Linked DNA regions of Homo sapiens: region 2 is linked to region 1. Evidence: read pairs that join two places in POLR2A ChIA-PET (ENCODE). Cell type or tissue: OCI-LY7. All regions are shown on one strand. Links, peaks and the distances in the headings refer to the core of each region. The heading gives the core; the rest is flanking DNA.

The links. ChIA-PET counts read pairs that join two places held together with the same protein. Peaks named below come from ENCODE experiments on the same cell type or tissue, not always from the same donor. Only the 100,000 strongest peaks of a DNase experiment are listed, where the experiment ranks them.
Region 2: POLR2A ChIA-PET joins it to region 1 with 16 read pairs; 4 of 35 experiments call an interaction of 5 or more read pairs at or near these places.

Annotation. Positions count from the first base shown.
Region 1 is chr9:114,964,995-114,975,494 of GRCh38, reverse strand. No RefSeq gene overlaps it. Among named protein-coding and RNA genes, the nearest start is that of TNFSF8, 40 kb to the right of the region's middle. In OCI-LY7, for the core only: no CTCF peak of the experiment used is centred there; no DNase peak of the experiment used is centred there.
Region 2 is chr9:114,901,429-114,903,928 of GRCh38, reverse strand. It overlaps TNFSF8 (TNF superfamily member 8), which reads left to right. Exons shown (of 4, transcript NM_001244.4): 4 at 1-2,500. Among named protein-coding and RNA genes, the nearest start is that of TNFSF8, 28 kb to the left of the region's middle. In OCI-LY7, for the core only: no CTCF peak of the experiment used is centred there; a DNase peak (open chromatin) is centred at 1,007.

The DNA of each region.
Region 1 (10,500 bases), core at 3,293-5,792:
ATTGACTTGGCGATGCGGGCTCTTTTTTGCTTCCATATGAACTTTAAAGTAGTTTTTTCCAATTCTGAGAAGAAAGTCATCGGTAGCTTGATGGGGATGGCATTGAATCTATAAATTACCTTGGGCAATATGGCTGTTTTCATGATATTGATTCTTCCTATCCATGAGCATGGAATGTTCTTCCATTTGTTTGTGTCCTCGTTTATTTCATTGAGCAGTGGTTTGTAGTTCTCCTCGAAGAGTCCTTCAAGACTAAACCAGGAAGAAGTTGAATCTCTGAATAGACCAATAACAGGCTCTGAAATTGAGGCAATAATTTATAGCCTACCAACCAAAAAAAGTCCAGGACCAGACAGATTCACAGCTGAATTCTACCAGAGATACAAGGAGGAGCTGGTACCTCTGAAAATATTCCAATCAATAGAAAAAGAGGGAATCCTCCCTAACTCATTTTATGAGGCCAGCATCATCCTGATACCAAAGCCTGGCAGAGACACAACCAAAAAAGAGAATTTTAGACCAATATCCTTGATGAACATCGATGCGAAAATCCTCAATAAAATACTGGCAAACCGAATCCAGCAGCACATCAAAAAGCTTATCCACCATGATCAAGTGGGCTTCATCCCTGGGATGCAAGACTAGTTCAACATACGCAAATCAATAAACATAATCCAGCATATAAACAGAACCAAAGACAAAAACCACATGATTATCTCAATAGATGCAGAAAAGGCCTTTGACAAAATTTAACAGCCCTTCATGCTAAAAACTCTCAATAAATTAGGTATTGATGGGACATATCTCAAAATAATAAGAGATATTTATGACAAACCCACAGCCTACATCATACTGAATGGGCAAAAACTGGAAGCGTTTCCTTTGAAAACTGGCACAAGACAGGGATGCCCTCTCTCACCACTCCTATTCAACACAGTGTTGGAAATTCTGGCCAGGGCAATCAGGCAGAAGAAAGAAATAAAGGGTATTCAATTAGGAAAAGAGGAAGTCAAATTGTCCCTGTTTGCAGATGACATGATTGTATATTTAGAAAACCCCATTGTCTCAGCCCAAAATCTCCTTAAGCTGATAAGCAACTTCAGCAAAGTCTCAGGATACAAAATCAATGTGCAAAATCACAAGCATTCTTATACACCAATAACAAACAAACAGAGAGCCAAATCATGAGTGAACTCCCATTCACAATTGCTTCAAAGAAAATAAAATACCTAGAAACACCTTTTCCTTCTTAAACCCCTTCACTCAGCTGAAAATGTTGGAATGGTCTTTCAAAGGCATGAGCCTGGCCATCCCTCAACTGCTAGCATTTGGTTAATAAAACTCCTTTCCTTTCACCACACCTCACTTCATGTCTTTGGTCTCTGAGCAGCAAGCAGCCAGACTTGAGCCACAGCTCCGGACCATTTGGGGCTCTGCTCAGAAGCCCCTCCTAAACTCAGAAGCGTGTCATCCCATCAAGTCTGCTTTCACCCAATCACCTTCCACTGAACACTCAAATTAACAGATTTCATAGCATGCTCCTTCTGGTTTCTTTCAGCTGTAGGCAGCTTCATTGAATAGAACTGAGACAGAGCATTGGACTTCGTCTCAAAACATTGAGACATTGTCTCAAAACAGTGAGAGGGCTTTCTCTCACTGCTGTTTCTGCTGGGTGAGGGTATAATGCAGTTGTTGTCCATCTTAGCTTGCTTCTGTGTACCAAGCCACCCATCATTAAAGCAAGCTGAGGTTTTTACTTCTTTCCTGAGCTTATCATAAGAGACTTCCTCATCACCATCCACCTGCACTTATGCATCCATAGGTGTAAACTAAGGGAGAGATGCTAATGCAATGAAGGTACATGGCATGGGGATCTGAGTCACATGTTTGTGTAGCTTATGTGTAGGTAGACTCAGGCCTTAGTACTTATTATCCCATACTACTACTTCTGCCTTACAATGGATTGCTACTGGGTCCACACAACCTTATAACTTGATGAGTCTGACAGAAATCAGGACCTCATTTCATGATGGCAGTGCTGGCCACAAGGTCACTTGACCCACGGTAATGTGTACTATCTCTACATGGGCTTCCAAGTAGAAAAACAGGAACTGTCTTTCTAGGAGTGTAATTCTCCATTGCAAATGGCATAGTTGTGGGAGTTTATGGTCCAAGCATCAGGGACTTTTGCACCAAAATCTAGACCTGCTGTACAGCACTTTCTAGCTGCAAGCTCCCCTCAAACCCGGAAGCCTTTTGTATCAGTCAATAGTAATATTCCCAGTGTGGAATATACTGCCTCCAAAACCCAAAGAGGGCAGATATGCTTCCTTCTTTGTGGTGGGAAGTATGAGATGCAATCATTCTAACTACATTTTGGAGGGAATGTCTGAGCATACTCAATAAATTAGACCTCTAAGAATTTTTTTGATGTAGTAGGCCTATGAGTCCTCATAGGATTTATCTCCTATTCCCTGGAGTGCATGTCTAATCAGCCCCTCTAGTGTACTTAACAGTTATTGCTTATATTGCCCAATTATCACGACATCATAAATACACCAGTGTGATATTTTTTCTAATGTTCAGATGGTTCAGATTTCCTCAGACTTACATTATGACAGAGGTCAAGAGATTTAACATAGCCCTGGGGCAAGACTAAACATATACTGCTGTATGTTCCAAGTGAATACAAACTGCATTTCATTCCCTTTTCTAACAGGAATGGAAAAGAACACGTTTGTCATACCAGTGGCTACATGCCATATATCAGACCTTGTTAATTTATTCTATAAAACATGCAACATCTTGTAAAACAGCTGAAATAAAGTTTCCTGCTATGCTGAGTTTGTAGTACTGTGTGTCATTCTCCGGAAACCACCTGGATTTTATAGGGAACCACCTGATGAATTGATGCAGATATGATGGAGACCACCTAACCTGTGTCCTTTAGGTCTTTAAGGGTGATATTGATCTCTGTCACTCCCCAAAACATGCAATATCAACTGAAACTAGAAAGCATTTTGAATGAAATGATAATGAAACACAACATATCAAAATTTGAGGGAAGCAGCTATCACAGTGCTTAAAGGTAGAAGCTTAATTTTTAATTCTTTTCTAATGTTAACATTTATAGATAAAATTCTAAGTTACAGTTCAAAATATTTTCTAGTTTCCTTTCTGTCATCTTTTTGGACCCATGGATTGTTTAGAAGTGTGTCGTTTTTTGGACAAAAAAATGATAATTTGGGTATTATCATTTTGTTTTTCATTTCTAATTTAATTCTACTGTTGATACATAATATGCTCTTACACTGCCTGATTTTAGTTCTTTTAAATTTATTGAGAATTATTTCATGATCCAATGGACAGTCTACCTTAGTAAATGTTTCATGAGCTCTTCGAAGAATGTGAATTCTACAGTTGTTGGGTGGAGAGTTCTATTATTAATGTCAATTAGATTAATTTGGTTGATATTGTTCAATTCTTCTATATTTGGTGATTTTCTGTCTTTTTTTGTCGACTACTTGAAAAGGAATGTTGGAGACTACAAATATAATTGTGAATTTGTCTAATTCTTCTTCGAGTTGTGTTCATTTTTGTTTCATGTATTTTAAAGCTCTGTTAATTGGGTACAAATTAGGATGGTTATGTTTTCTTGATGTTCACATCATTATAAAGTATCCCTCTTTAGTCCTGATAATATTCCTTCCTTTGAATTCTACTTTATCTGATATTAATATATCCAGTCCACCTTTCTTATGATTGGTATATGCATATTGTATCTTTTTCAGTACTTTTCATTTTAACTTATCTGTATATTTATAAATAGTTTCCTTATAAGCAGCATATAGTTGGTCTTGCATTTTATCCAATCTGAAATCTCTGCCTTTTAATGGGAGCATTTAGACTATTTATACTCAATATAATTATTGACATAATTGGGTTTAAATTTATCTTTTTGTTATGTGTTTTGAATTTATCCCATATGCTCTTTCTTCCCCTTTTTCTTCTTTCCTACCTCCTTTTGGATTAATTGCATATTTTCTATCATTCTATTTTAAATCCACTATTGACTTATAAGCTATACTTTTTTGTTTATTTCTTTGTTCACTAAGGTTCATAACATGCATCTTAATTTTATCACAGTCTACTTTCAATTAACATTATATCACTTCACATATAAATTTAAAATCTTGCAACAGTATTCACTTCCTAATATACTGTGAGTTATTTTATTATAAAATTTATTCTTACATAGCTTAAAATTCTCAATACATTGGTATGATTTTTGCTTTAAACAATCAATTATTTTTAAGAACTATATAAATTTAACAAATAAAAAAGTATTTTATATTTACCATGTCTGGAGCTTTTTATTTTTGTGTGTAGATCCAAGTTTTCATCACTTATTTTTCTTCCATTTAAGGACTTAAATTTTTAAAAAACATTTCTTGTTATGCAGGTCTCCTAGCCACAAATTTTCTGGTTTTTTTTTTTTCCAGAAAAAAAAAATTATTTTGCCTTTAATTTTGAATAATGTTTTGGTCAGATATACAATTTTAAGTTTATAATTTCTTTCAGCATTTTAAAGATGTTTTTCCATTCTTCTGAAATACATAGTTTCTGAGGGGAAATTAATTTGTATATTTGTTTCTTTATGCATATTTTTTCTATTTTTAAGGTTTTTCTCTTCACTTGTTTTCAGGAATTTAATTAATATGGGTTTTTTGTGTGGCTTTCTTTGTGTTATTTCAGCTTGAGGTTTATTGAGTATCTTGGATCTGTGAATTTATATTTTTTATGAAATTCATAAAATTCCTAGTCATTGTCCTTCAAATATAAATGTTGATATAAGTAGCTAACATTTGATAAATGTACATTTTAAATCAGCAGCAAAAATATGTATATAAATGCTATAAATTAAGTGGTTTGGAATAATGAGCTATCTCTTTTTTCAAAAAAAAAATGGATCTTTTCCTCACTTCATTCACAAAAACAAATTGGTTTTATATTAACAACCTCATGTAAAAAATGGAAATATAACAGTTTTCAGTGAAAATAAAAGGATTAGTTTAGATACTTAGTATAAAATATTCAAGTTGTTGATCAAGCAAACCCTGTATTTATACAAAAATTAACTAGTGGCCAACTAGGTAGGCACTCCCTGATCATCACCCAAAATCAAATCTACCATACATGATTGTGAAGTTTATGGTAAGCAAGCTCAAAATATTTTTATTAGCTGTTCTTGAAAGAAAAATTATGAAATTATGAAAGTTGTGTACTCTTTTCTTTTTTTTTTTTTTTTTTTTTTTTTTGAGACTTTTTCACTCTGTCACCCTGGCTGGCATGCAGTGGTGAAATAATAGCTCACTGCAGCCTCAACCTCTTGGGCTCAAGTGATCCTTCTTCTTCAGCCTCCCAAGTAGCTGGGTCTACAGGCATATGCAACCATGCCCAGCTAATTTTTAAGTCTTTTACAGAGACTGGATTTCACTATGTTGCCCAAGTTGGCCTCAAACTCCTGGCCTCAAACAATCCTCCCAACTCTGCCTCCCAATGCTGGAATTACAGGAGTGAGCCACTGTGCCCAGCCCTCTTTTGAAAATGTTCCCGTGTATTAAGTTCAGCTACAACAATTTGTAAACCAAAAATAAGAGTGTTTTAAACAAAATAGAAATATATCTGTCTCTCATGCTTATGTAAACATACACAGTTAAAAGCCTGCATAGAGGCTTGACTATTGGCAGATAACCTGGACACCATGCTTCTCAATGCACTGCAATTCTCAACATGTAACTCCATTTTATGATCCAAGTTCCAAATATCTTACCCATTTATCCATTTTATCTTAGTCAGCCAGAAGGAGATATTGGAAGGAGAAAATTATGTCCTCTCACTCTAAGATTTCCTGGAAAAAAAAAAAGTCAACATTAATTCTATTTCCATCCCATTGGTCAGAATTGAGCACATCTAGCTGCAAGGAAGTCTGGGAAATGTAGTTTGTTCTGGGCTTCTGTATCCAGGTGATTCTAGGTGGTGCATTATTGAGGAAGAAGTGGAGAACAAATACTCGGGGACAAGCAGCCTTTCTGCATTATTTGTTCTTTCTTTCAACAAAATTGTTTGGCTCCCTATCTACAAGACACTAGTGATGGCCCCTAAGATGTAGGATGAACAAGCATACAGCCCACCCCCACCTGAATCTTACAGTCTAGTGAATGCATAAAACTTGAGTAACTAAGAACACATATCTTCTGTACCATTTTTGCAGCCTATTTTCAACCAGTTCTTTGTGGACATTCTGTTTAATCCCTATAAATGAGTAACGCTATCATTAAGCCTCTACATAGAACTTCACATTACATTAGGCACTCAGTATTATCCTTGAGTCTTAAAACAAAAGAAAGCTTCAGAGATCATTTAATTGTTTGTGGTTAAGAAAACTGAGGTCCAGGGACAAAGGGATTTACCCAAGGTCCCTCCCTTAATCTCTTTGTTGTCAACGACTCAGATCTCTGTCTGCAATCACCTCAGAGTGTCAGGACCTTAAATTTCAAGAAGTAAAAGCTGAGCTTTCCTCAGGATTCCCCAACTGTATATGAGTCATAGGGAAAAACCCCTGGGGACAGCCATCAACCAATCTGCTGTTTCAACAATGCAGCTTGCTAAATATTCTATTATAATTTCTCATTATGCAATGGGAACAGAGCCCACCCAGACTGCTGAAATACCTCTTGAGCCAACCTCTGTGCCTAGAAAGAAACCAGTTAGTTGGACATGCTAGATTTAATTCCCTACTATAACACTTATTAGCTGTGTGTCCTTGAGCACATTGCTTAACCCAGCCAAGTTTTAAATTTCTTATCTCTAACTGGGGGATTGTGGATGAAAAGAGTCAAACTCTGTAAAACACTTGAAGAGATTTATTCTGAGCCAAATATGAGTGACCACGGCCTATGACACAGCCCTCAGGAGGTCCTGAGAATATGTGCCCAAGGTGGGTAGGGTGCAGTTTGGTTTTATACATTTTAGGGAGGCATGAGACAGCAATCAAATACGTTTCAGAAATACATTGGTTTGGTTCAGAAAGGTGGGACAGACAAATCAAAGGGCAGGGGAGGCGGGGCTTCCAGGCTACAGGTAAATTTAAACATTTTCTGATTGACAATTGGTTGAGCTTGTCTAAAGACCTGGGATCAAAAGAAAGGAAATGTTCAGGTTAAGATAAAAGATTGTGGAGACCAAGGTTCTTTTGAAGTCATATAGTAGCTGCCCTTAGAGACAATAGATGACAAATGTTTTTTATTCAGACCTTTAAAAGGTGCTAGAGTCTTACTTAATCTCTTCAGGATTGGGAGGGCCTGGAAGAAAAATATCTGGCTATGTTAATAGAGATTCTTTACAGATGCACATTTTCCCCTACAAAGGACAGCTTTGCAGGACCATTTCAAAAAATGGCAAACAAACAAAGTAAAATATGTTTACTTCCTTCTTTGTCACATAATGTTATGCCAGAGTCATATTGGAAAGTCAGTCACGATATATAGGGTTAAATAAAACCCATCTGATGAGAATTTATGGTTTGTCGGGCATGACTCCACAGACTCCTTAGATAGGAATTTGGGCAAGATAAAAAAAAAACCAGAGCCTAGTCCTTAGGATGATTACCCCTATGCTATAGAACCAAAAGGATCAAGTAAAATATCATAAATAATAAGTTTAGTACAATAGCATACCTGTAAATGTTATTCTCATTCACTTACACTCATGCATCATTCTTCCAGGGAAACTTCCTTCTCAAAAACTATTTTGATTTATTCAACTACTTGTAATCCTTCAATGGCTCCCAATCACTTACAGGAGAAACTCCAAACCCACTGTCATAATTTTCAATTTCTTCTCTCTTTTTCTACAAAAAAAAAAAAAAAGCTGGGCCGGGCGCAGTGGCTCACGCCTGTAATCCCAGCACTTTGAAAGGCTGAGGCAGGCAGATCACGAGGTCAAGAGATCGAAACTATCCTGGCCAACATGGTAAAACACCGTCTCTACTAAAAATACAAAAATTAACTGGGCATGGTGGTGTGCACCTGTAGTACCAGCTACTTGGGAGGCTGAGGTAGCAGAATCGCTTGAACCTGGGAGGCAGAGGTTGCAGTGAGCCGAGATCGTGCCGCTGCACTCCAGCCTGGTGACAGAGGGAGACTCCATCTCAAACAAAAAAAAAAAAGGAGATTTGGCAAATCAAAGATGGAACTAAAACATAAGTCAATTGACTCCTGTTCTACTAATCCCTGAAAAATAACTATAGTAAAATGTAGAAAGTTCTACAAGAGAGATTAATACAGAACACTGGGGTAAAAATGGGAGTGTTGTTTGTCATAAGGTTGCTTACATTTTCCTAGCCTTTCCGTTTCAGAGACTGAAATACATCCTGAAAGATTTACTGTAGTTATTTCTAGGTGCAGAGTTGTAAGTGATTTTTAATAATTTTGTTGTCATTTTGAGTATTTTCCAATTTTTCTCTTTCTTTTTTTTTATTTTTTTATTTTTATAGAGACAGGGTCTTGCTATGTTGCCCAGGCTTGTCTCAAACTCCTGGCTTCAAGCAATCCTCCCGCCTTGGCCTCCCGAAGTGCTGTGGTTACAGGCATGAGCCATCACATTCAGCCCCAATTTTTCAACAGTAAAACACTTCTTACTCATCTAATAAAATAAAATATAATAATAGTAATAACATGTGCTTATAACTGAAGATTATCCCCAGCAGAGGAAATAATTAAGGGTGGGGTTTGTGAATGAAGTCAGGGAGATTTAATGGCAAGATAACCCCAGTGGTCCGTGGGGCCATAAGTGAGCATATATGACACAGAGACTCAACACCAGGTTATGCCGTCTCAAGTCTCAAGGTCATTTTTCTTTTTCTGAGACTCGGTGGCTACATCTTGAGGCAGGACCTGCAATTGAAAGGCAGTCTTCAGCTCTGATATAATCACTCATGCTCCAGCCAAATATGTCTCATTTAAACTGCAGTAGACCAATAATTGTTTGTTTTGTTTTGTTTTTGTCTGCTTGTTTTCTTAAGAGCTTTATGGAAATATAATTCACATACCATACAATTCACCCATTTATCCTTACATTTCATATAAATGGATTCATACAATATGTGGTACTTTGTGACTGGCTCCTTTCACTTAGCATAATATAATGTTTTTAACATTTGTTAAACATTAACATTATGTTTGGCCATTATAGAAAATGCTGCTAGGAACATTTATGTACAATTGCTTTTGTTGGATATATGTTTTCATTTCATTAAGAATACACCTAGTTATGTATCTCCCCTCTTTTTCCTTTCCAATGGGAAGAGTTATTTTGGTTTTGTGGTCTCTGTATATTAGGTATGTGAGAAGGGGAGCATAGAAAACCCCTCCTTTTAGTTTACAAATTACCAGAGTGAGAGAAGGCACATCCAGATCTAGTAAAGAGGCCACCTAGCATCACTTAGTCTACTTTGGACTTTTAGCTGATTCCAGAGACTGTATGAACTGTTGTGTTTTCTCTCTGTCTTGGGGTGGCATGATTGTCTTTTGCATGTAAGAAGGTCAGTGAACTAAATATTTGCTGACCAGAATAGCAGACTTTGGTCACTATTAATGTTTTCCACCAATGATTTCCAATTCTCCTACCAGAAACATTGCACTTCCTCATCCTCTTGAAATTGAGTGTGACTATGTGCCTTACTATGACTAGAAATGTGAGTGAAAGTGACCCTTCTCACTTCCGAGACAGTATACTATTTATACTTCTTTTTTCTTCTGCTGCCACATACCTAAGACTTCCATGAGGAAAACTTTAAAATAATAATAGATACAGAAGAGCTGAAAAATGGAAATATTCTAAAAACTTACATAGAGGAATAAAGGTCCATGAATATTTAAGTCGACTTAAAAAAAGAGGAGTAAAGAAAGGGGATTTCCCCTACTAGATACGACATGCTATAAAGCCATAGTAATTAAAAGAAAATAGAATTGGCATGAGAACAGATAAATAGACAAATCAAACAGAATAGAGAGTTTAGAAATAGACTCTAATTTAGAGTCTACATATTAAGTCTTTAAATGTACATGAAGTCTATTTAGAATCTAGTCTATATTTACAGATAGATTCTAAATAGACTTCATGTACATTTGAAGGCTTAATATATAACAAAGGTGACACCATACATCAATGGGAAAGAGTAGTTTCTAGCAGATGATGTTGGGAAATATCAGCCCACTGTGCTGACCCTGGACCTGTTTGACCCCAAATACAGTTCTTGCCCTCCTCTGCTTTATATCACAGGCTGCAGGCTGCAGGCTGCAGGCTACATTCCTAGTCTCTCTTGTCACCTGCCCTTCATCCAGTGAGGCCAACGGGAGGCAATGGAGAAGACTGCAGAGAAAGAGGAAGAAATAATCCAGGGTACTCTCTCCTACTTTTCATGCATTTGATGACATT
Region 2 (2,500 bases), core at 1-2,500, 68 kb after region 1:
AGTTTCTCTTGGCCTTCAGGAAGAAAGCGCCTCTCTACCATACAGTATTTCATCCCTCCAAACACTTGGGCAAAAAGAAAACTTTAGACCAAGACAAACTACACAGGGTATTAAATAGTATACTTCTCCTTCTGTCTCTTGGAAAGATACAGCTCCAGGGTTAAAAAGAGAGTTTTTAGTGAAGTATCTTTCAGATAGCAGGCAGGGAAGCAATGTAGTGTGGTGGGCAGAGCCCCACACAGAATCAGAAGGGATGAATGGATGTCCCAGCCCAACCTCTAATTCACTGTATGGTCTTGATCTATTTCTTCTGTTTTGAGAGCCTCCAGTTAAAATGGGGCTCCAGTACCAGAGCAGCTAGCAACTCTGCCCTAATGGGAAATGAAGGGGAGCTGGGTGTGAGTGTTTACACTGTGCCCTTCACGGGATACTTCTTTTATCTGCAGATGGCCTAATACTTAGTTGTCCAAGTCGCGATCAAGGACTCTCTCACACAGGAAACTTCCCTATACTGGCAGATACACTTGTGACTGAACCATGCCCAGTTTATGCCTGTCTGACTGTCACTCTGGCACTAGGAGGCTGATCTTGTACTCCATATGACCCCACCCCTAGGAACCCCCAGGGAAAACCAGGCTGGGACAGCCCCCTGTTCCTGAGATGGAAAGCACAAATTTAATACACCACCACAATGGAAAACAAGTTCAAAGACTTTTACTTACAGATCCTGGACAGAAAGGGCATAATGAGTCTGAAGGGCAGTCCTCCTTCTCTAGGTTACATGAGGCAGGAATAAGAAGTCAGACAGAGACAGCAAGACAGTTAACAATGTAGGTAAAGAAATAGGGTGTGGTCACTCTCAATTCACTGGCAAATGCCTGAATGGTCTGTCTGAAGGAAGCAACAGAGAAGTGGGGAATCCAGTCTGCTAGGCAGGAAAGATGCCTCTAAGTTCTTGTCTCTGGCCAGAGGTGTGGTATAGAACCAGAAACCCATATCAAGGGTGACTAAGCCCGGCTTCTGGTATGAGAAATTAAACTTGTATACAAAATGGTTGCCAAGGCAACATAAAATTATAAGAATTCACTATACCTTCCCCTCCCTGGAACTCAGGATCCAAGTCTAGAAAATGAAAGGACTGGGTTTGAATTGCTTCAAAACCTCTTCCATCTCAGAAGACCAGACCCTGGGAACTGAGATTCCAGACACAATTTTGGAAGCTCTCCAACCAAAATAAGGCCCCCCTACCCCAGTATATAATTGAAGACACTAGTAACACCTGACTGCATCTCATCTCAGCAGAGCCAGAATATGGGGACAAGGTTCAGGGTGCCCTGCTGAATGGTGTGAACAGCAGGATCTCAAGGATGTAATGGAAAGAACTACCACACTGACCATCCAGAATCTAAGAGACCATCTGGGTGTTTGGGAAACCATCTGACGAGGCCTGACTCTATTCCAGTTAGATTGACAATAATTGAGCAGCAGGCATTTTTCATTTCTGGTCAGGAAAGCATTGTGCCTTTAGCAAACAATCAGTGTGCAACAGTGATGTGGTCATCTAGCCAGGGAATGGCTGCTCCATCCCCTGCATAATATATTCCTGCTTCAAACACCTCTCAGAAAACCAGTTCCGCGAGGGTTTTTATATCCCCACAAAGTTGTTGAGAGACAATGATGACCCTGGAAGTGGGGAGGAGGACTTCTGAGAAACAGCAACCTCTCTCCTGATTGGGGTAGCCATGAGATTTCTCTAGCTATATCCAACTTGGCATCTGTACATCATCTTTGGAGGAACATCTTATTTGTGGAAGGACCTTGACAAGCCGTTTGAGATGGAATGTAGGCCCTGATGTTATGCTTCAGTAAAAAAAGATGGAAGCTTCCCTGCTATACCAAAACATGGAGCAAAATTTGCATTTTTCTCAAGAAGGAGAGAAAAGGAGTAGGACTCCAGCAAAGTTTGTCAGAAGGAAAGCTAGAAAAGATTTAAAAGAAAAAAAGAAAGAACAAATCAGCAGTGGTGGTATGGATGAAAGGGACTTGAGAGAACAAAAATGGCTAAGGGAAAATTTTAAGTCATCTGCTGAGCAGTGTGCTGTGTCAACCTCCTCCTAGGTCTCCTCTATGAAATATTTAGTAAAGTCTACATTTCTCTTTAACTCTTTCTGTGAGTAGATTCTTTGGGAGAAGCAGGCATTGGAAGAGGTGTTGAATTCAGCAAGCCAAATGGTCTGTGGTAAAAAACAAAACAGACTTTGAGACTCAAGGCTAAAAAAACAGGGAAATGGCTGGCATTTGAGTCACACACTAACTGCATAGGACAAATGAATCTTGCTTAAACCAACTCATGCATTCTTGAAAAGGTATATGCAACCCAACTGTGTGTTAACTAAGCAATTTTTTTGCCATCTCACATTCTAACTCGAGAAAGATTCCATTTTCATTTTTCACCAACTGTTCTCTGAGCAGAGGTACCTGACTTTTGCACTGTGAGTGG